Linked DNA regions of Homo sapiens: region 1 is linked to region 2. The links are chromatin contacts, found by Hi-C in ENCODE. All regions are on one chromosome and are shown on one strand. The core of a region is the stretch at or near the end of the contact, and the rest is flanking DNA. Distances in the headings are between cores, read along the strand shown. Region 1 overlaps PRPSAP2 (phosphoribosyl pyrophosphate synthetase associated protein 2). Region 2 holds the start of ALKBH5 (alkB homolog 5, RNA demethylase).

Region 1 (2,967 bases), core at 140-2,639, 740 kb after region 2:
AGTGCTTGATGCCACTATTCAAAGACACACCACTTTAATTTGGTGAGCCTCTTTTTGGTTTTTCACCCTTATTTTCATAAAGCTGCGATGCATGCTTCATACATAATTGTGCATGTTGCTGCCTCCTTCTCCCAGCTGCCCGACGTGTCATCTCAGGTCACCAGAAACTTTGACAGGAAACAGCAATTTCTTTTTTTTTTCTTTGAGACTGGGTCTCACTTTGTCACCCAGGCTGGAGTGCAGTGACAATCACGGCTCACTGCAACCTTGACCTCCCAGGCTCAAGCGATTTGTCCACCTCAGCCTCTTGTAAACAGCATTTTTATGGCTAATAACCCATCGTATGAATGTGGCTTAGACTGCCCAACCACAGCCTAATTTGGGGTTTTTATGTTTTCTTCTGTTCTTTGCCCTTATAATGTGGCAGGAAATATATGTGGATAAAACACTTTTCCCATACTTTGGCTTATTTCATTTCAAGCTTCTAAAAGTGAGATTAATGAGTCAGAAGGTATGAATATAAGGCTTTTTGTCAAATTGATTTCCTAGAGGGTGATTCATTATACTTTTTCACCGGCATTGAGGTCAAGTGTCCTGGGAGTAGGACTGTTGAAAATGTAAAAAGTCACTTCAGTTCTGGAATTTATCTTGCTTTGCTTTGTTTTGTTACACTTTTTTGCCCTCTCCTGATGCTCACCTGGGGTCACACATTGCCTCTGGTTGTCATATGTCTTTCATCTCTTTCAATCTAGAGCAGTGGTTCTCAATTAGGGAGTGGATATTGTCTCCTAGAGGTCATTTGGAAATGTCTGGAGATAGTTTTGATTGTCAGAATCAAGGGGGTGGCTACTGGCATCTAGTGAGTAGAGGCCAAACATGCTGCTAAACTTCTCACAGTACGTAGGGTGGTCCCTTGCAGCATAAACGTGTCTGGCCCAAGATCTCAGCAGTTGAAAAGTCCCAATCTAGAACAGTATTTTAACTTTTTCTTTTTGTGACATTGCCTTAAAAGAAAATTGAAGTCAAAGTCACATAACATAGAATTAACCATTTTAAAGTATAAAATTTACTGGCTTTCAGTATATTCACAGTTTTGTGCAGTTACCATTTCTTTCTAGTTTCAAAACTTCTCATTACCCCGGAAGAACACCCTGCACCCATTAAGTAGTTTCACCATGCCCCCATCCCCCAGCCCCTGGCAACCACTTACCTCTTTTCTGTTTCTGTGGATGTTTGCCTAATCTGGACACTTCATATAAACGGAATCATATAATATGTGGGCTTTTGTATCTGGCTTCTTTCTTTGAGCATGTTTTTGAGGTTCATCCATGTGATAGCACTTGTCAGTACTTCATTGCTTTTGGTGGCTGGATAATATTTCATTGTCAGCATTTGAAAGGAATTTGGGTTGTTTCCACTTTTGGCTATGCTGCTCTGTATATTCATGTATGAGTTTTCTGTGTGGATAGATGATTCATTTCTCATGGTCTATACCTGGTATCGGAATTGCTGCGTCACTTGGTGTATGTTTAACTTTTTGAGGAACTGCCAGACTCTTTTTTCACAGCAGCTGCACCATTTTATATTCCTACCAGTAATGTACAAAGATTTCAGTTTCTCCACATCCTCATCAACACTTATTTTCTACTTTTTATTGTAGCCAGCCCAGTGGGCATAAAGTGGCATCTCATTGTGATTTTGATAAACATTTCCCTAATGGCTAATGACTTCATTTGTATATCTTCTTTGGAGAAATATCTGTTGAAATCCTTTGCCCATTTTTGAACTAGGTTTGTCTTTTTTTGTTGAATTATAAAAGTTCTTTATATATTTTGGCATATGGCGCATATATATATATATAATTTTTTTTTTTTTTTTTTTTTTTGCGACAGGGCCTCACTCTCTCACCCAGGCTGGAGTGCAGTGGTGCAATCGTGGCTCACTGGAGCCTTGACCTCCCGGGCCCAAGTGATCCTCTCACCTCAGCCCCCTAAGTAGCTGTGACTACTGTCATGCACCACCACGCCCTGCTAATTTTTGTATTTTTTTATAGAGACAGGGTTTCGCCATGTTGCTCAGGCTGGTCTCAAACTCCTGAACTCAGGCAGGCAATCTGTCCACCTCGGCCTCCCAAAGTACTGGGATTACAGGCATGAGCCACCATGCCCAGCCTACTTTATATATTTTGGATACTAGACTCTTACCAGATACATGATATGCAAATATTTTCTGCCATTCTGTAGGGGTTTTTTTTACTTTTTTATTTTTATCTATTTATTTATTTTTATTTATTTATTTTTTGAGACAGAGTCTCGCTCTGTCACCCAGGCTAGAGTGCAGTGGCATGATCTCGGCTCACTGCAAGCTCCACATCTCAGGTTCACGCCATTCTCCTGCCTCAGCCTCCCAAGTAGCTGGGACTACAGGCGCCCACTAGCACACTTGGCTAATTTTTTTTTTTTTTTTTTTTTTTGTATTTTTAGTAGAGACAGGGTTTCACCATGTTAGCCAGGAAGGTCCCGATCTCCTGACCTCGTGATCCGCCCGCCTCAGCCTCCCAAAGGGCTGGGATTACAGGCGTGAGCCACCACGCCTGGCGTGGAATTGCTTTCTCAATTCCCTCTTTTGATTGTTCAGTGCTGCTGTGTAGCAGCTGATTTTGTGTGTTGATTTTGTACTTGGCAACTTGGCTGAATTCATATATTATTAGCTTTGGTAGGTGGATTTGTGGATTCTTGGGTATTTTCAATATGTAGGAACATGTCATCTGCTAATAGAGATAGTTTTACTTTTCCTTTCTGATCTGGATGCCTTTCATTTCGTTTTCTTGTCTAATTACCCTTGCTAGAGTATCCAGTATGATGGTGAATGGCAGTGGTGCAGTGGGCATCCTTGTCTTGTTGCTGATCTTAGGGGAAAGCTTTTGGCCTTCGGCCATAAAGTATCAAGTTAGCTGTGGGTTTTTGT
Region 2 (2,853 bases), core at 88-2,587:
AACTTTATCCTGGGAGACATGGGAGATTTTCCAGCAGATCCCCCCCGACCCCCATTTGTTGGAGCCCTCCAGTGCATCCTGCACGGCTACGCCTTTTTGTTTTGTTTTGCAGCTCTGTCGCCCAGGCCGGAGTGCAGTGGCGCCAGCTCGGCTCTCTGCAGCCTCAATCCCCTGGGCTCAAGGGATCCTCCCACCTCAGCCTCCTGAGTAGCTAGGACCATAGGCGCGCGCCACCACGCCCAGTTCATTTTTAAAAATTTTATTGTAGAGATGGGGTTGCCATGTTGGCCAGGCTGGTCTCAAACTCCTGGGCTCAAGTGATCCGCCCGCCTTGGCCTCGCAAAGTGCTGGGATTACAGGCGTGAGGCCCCGCGCCCGGCAACGCCTTTGCTGACTGCTTCAAAACTTTTTTGAATTGACTGTAGTCATTATCTATAGCTTAGCCTTAGCCTTGCGCCCGTTCGTTTCCTGGAGTTTTCTTCCAGAGTCCCCGTAGGAGGTGCCCCCACGCCCATCTCCAGCACCAAGGAGGCTCGACGCCAACCCCAGCGCGCCCCCACGCTCGCCGTCACCGGGACGTGACTCGTGAAACGTCCGCTCCGGGCGGCGGCGGCAGCGGCGGCAGGCTGGCTTGTACCCCGACAACGCGCGTCTGGCTTCTGCCGGACGTTCCTATCTGGGTTCAGAACTGGGGCCGGGTGCTGCAGGTCCCGCAGTCTGAGAAGTTTTCGCGGGTTTCAGAAGTTTCCTTAGGCGTTCTAAGGGCTTTACTCAGGTGGAGTCTCCATTCAGGCACTTATTTAACCACCCATTTCTCCTTTAGGGGTCCTCGCTGCTCGCCCAGCCGCTAATTAAGTGACGGACACAGTAGCTAAGGAGACTGCCTGATTGACACGCATGATTACCAACCGACTTCCGGAAACTCCAGTCAGGGCCTGCCCGGCGCGTGGCCCACGGCCCAATTAAAGAAGTGGAAGCGCCAAAGGGGGAGGTAACGGAGCGGCCTACGTTGTGGCGGTTCCCTGGTGAATGCGCCCTGGGGTTGAGGCGTCTGCGGGCGTTCGGACGATGCCGTGACGCGGCACGGCGACACTGTTGGCAATATGAGCGCACCCCTGTAGAGGGAGCCCTTCGGTCCTGGAGGCGGCGCGGCGTGAAGACAGGTTGCTATTTGAGAGCGTTCCCTTGAAGCCCCTCAGAGAGTGGGGGAGGGGCGGCGGACGGCAAGCGGTTCCTGTCTGCGCTTGCGCCGGCGCCTCTGCCGACCCGGCCTGCACGCACGCGCATGCCCGTAGCGCGCGGAGCCGCGGTGGCCGGCAGCACTGCGCGTGCGCGGTGAGGAGCCCGCTAAGGAGCGGCGCTGGCGGACGTCGGGCTGGCTGCCCGTGACGTCGTGCGGAGAGCTTTAAAGTGCGGGCCGGGCCGGGCGTCCGAGGGTCTGGTCGGGAGTCGGGCCGCGTCTCCGCAGCAGCCCTCCGCGGCATGAGGCGCTGCCGGCGCCCCTGCCCCGCGGGACGTGGAGAAGGTGGAGGAGGAAGAAGCCCCGTTGTCGCCACCGTTGCATGACCCGCCGCTCCTGAGGCCCTACCCCACGCCCGGACCCTCGACGCCCCCCGCCGGGTCCCCCACTCACGCATGGGGGTTCGGCGCTAAGGACCCCCCTCCCTCCGGGGGCCCCGGGGCGCGTCCCCTTAGAGCCATGCCCGGCTGCCCCGCCCGCCCCGGAGGACCCTAGAGCAGCGTCGTGGGGGCCATGGCGGCCGCCAGCGGCTACACGGACCTGCGTGAGAAGCTCAAGTCCATGACGTCCCGGGACAACTATAAGGCGGGCAGCCGGGAGGCCGCCGCCGCTGCCGCAGCCGCCGTAGCCGCCGCAGCCGCAGCCGCCGCTGCCGCCGAACCTTACCCTGTGTCCGGGGCCAAGCGCAAGTATCAGGAGGACTCGGACCCCGAGCGCAGCGACTATGAGGAGCAGCAGCTGCAGAAGGAGGAGGAGGCGCGCAAGGTGAAGAGCGGCATCCGCCAGATGCGCCTCTTCAGCCAGGACGAGTGCGCCAAGATCGAGGCCCGCATTGACGAGGTGGTGTCCCGCGCTGAGAAGGGCCTGTACAACGAGCACACGGTGGACCGGGCCCCACTGCGCAACAAGTACTTCTTCGGCGAAGGCTACACTTACGGCGCCCAGCTGCAGAAGCGCGGGCCCGGCCAGGAGCGCCTCTACCCGCCGGGCGACGTGGACGAGATCCCCGAGTGGGTGCACCAGCTGGTGATCCAAAAGCTGGTGGAGCACCGCGTCATCCCCGAGGGCTTCGTCAACAGCGCCGTCATCAACGACTACCAGCCCGGCGGCTGCATCGTGTCTCACGTGGACCCCATCCACATCTTCGAGCGCCCCATCGTGTCCGTGTCCTTCTTTAGCGACTCTGCGCTGTGCTTCGGCTGCAAGTTCCAGTTCAAGCCTATTCGGGTGTCGGAACCAGTGCTTTCCCTGCCGGTGCGCAGGGGAAGCGTGACTGTGCTCAGGTAACCCACCCGGGTGGAGGGGGCGGCCCTGCGCCTGCTGCCTTAGCTACCCACCCTGGCCCAGAAAGCAGCAGCCCGTAGGAGTCTGCGTTTTTTACAGTTCTGACCAGTTCTTCTGTTTGTAGATTGTAGGGAGCGAGAGAAGGGTTTTGTGTTTAAGATACCTATAGCAAGAAAATAGGGAACCGATGTGGAAATCCTGTCCCCGAAGGCAGGTTTGACGGGATCACTGACTTGGCTGAGAATTCATCGAAAGCCATCTTTTCAGAAGGCTGTTCCCTTTGATTTTTTTTTTTCCCACCATCCATTTCTTAGCATAAGTCCCTTTGT

Evidence for each region. Hi-C counts contacts between places; a loop is a spot of excess contacts on that map. Pooled maps may share reads with other maps.
Region 1: a map with no recorded cell type shows a loop between it and region 2 (8-fold over the local background). The contact joins the enhancer-like site here to the promoter of ALKBH5 in region 2. A Hi-C loop is called at or near these places in 3 of 37 single-sample maps with no recorded cell type and 6 of 50 pooled maps.

Annotation. Positions count from the first base shown.
Region 1 is chr17:18,920,807-18,923,773 of GRCh38, forward strand. The region is part of intron 9 of PRPSAP2 (phosphoribosyl pyrophosphate synthetase associated protein 2); the gene reads left to right. Among named protein-coding and RNA genes, the nearest start is that of SLC5A10, 30 kb to the right of the region's middle. RefSeq lists an enhancer at 1,390-1,469. Within about 2 kb of position 1,390, at least 7 of the 41 ENCODE cell types and tissues checked have a DNase peak (open chromatin) inside an H3K27ac peak, as active enhancers do.
Region 2 is chr17:18,182,491-18,185,343 of GRCh38, forward strand. ALKBH5 (alkB homolog 5, RNA demethylase) reads left to right here and starts at 1,338. Exons shown (of 4, transcript NM_017758.4): 1 at 1,338-2,523. The coding sequence starts at 1,754. RefSeq lists enhancers at 726-925, 986-1,225, 1,333-2,170 and silencers at 1,436-1,735, 1,816-1,905, 2,064-2,215.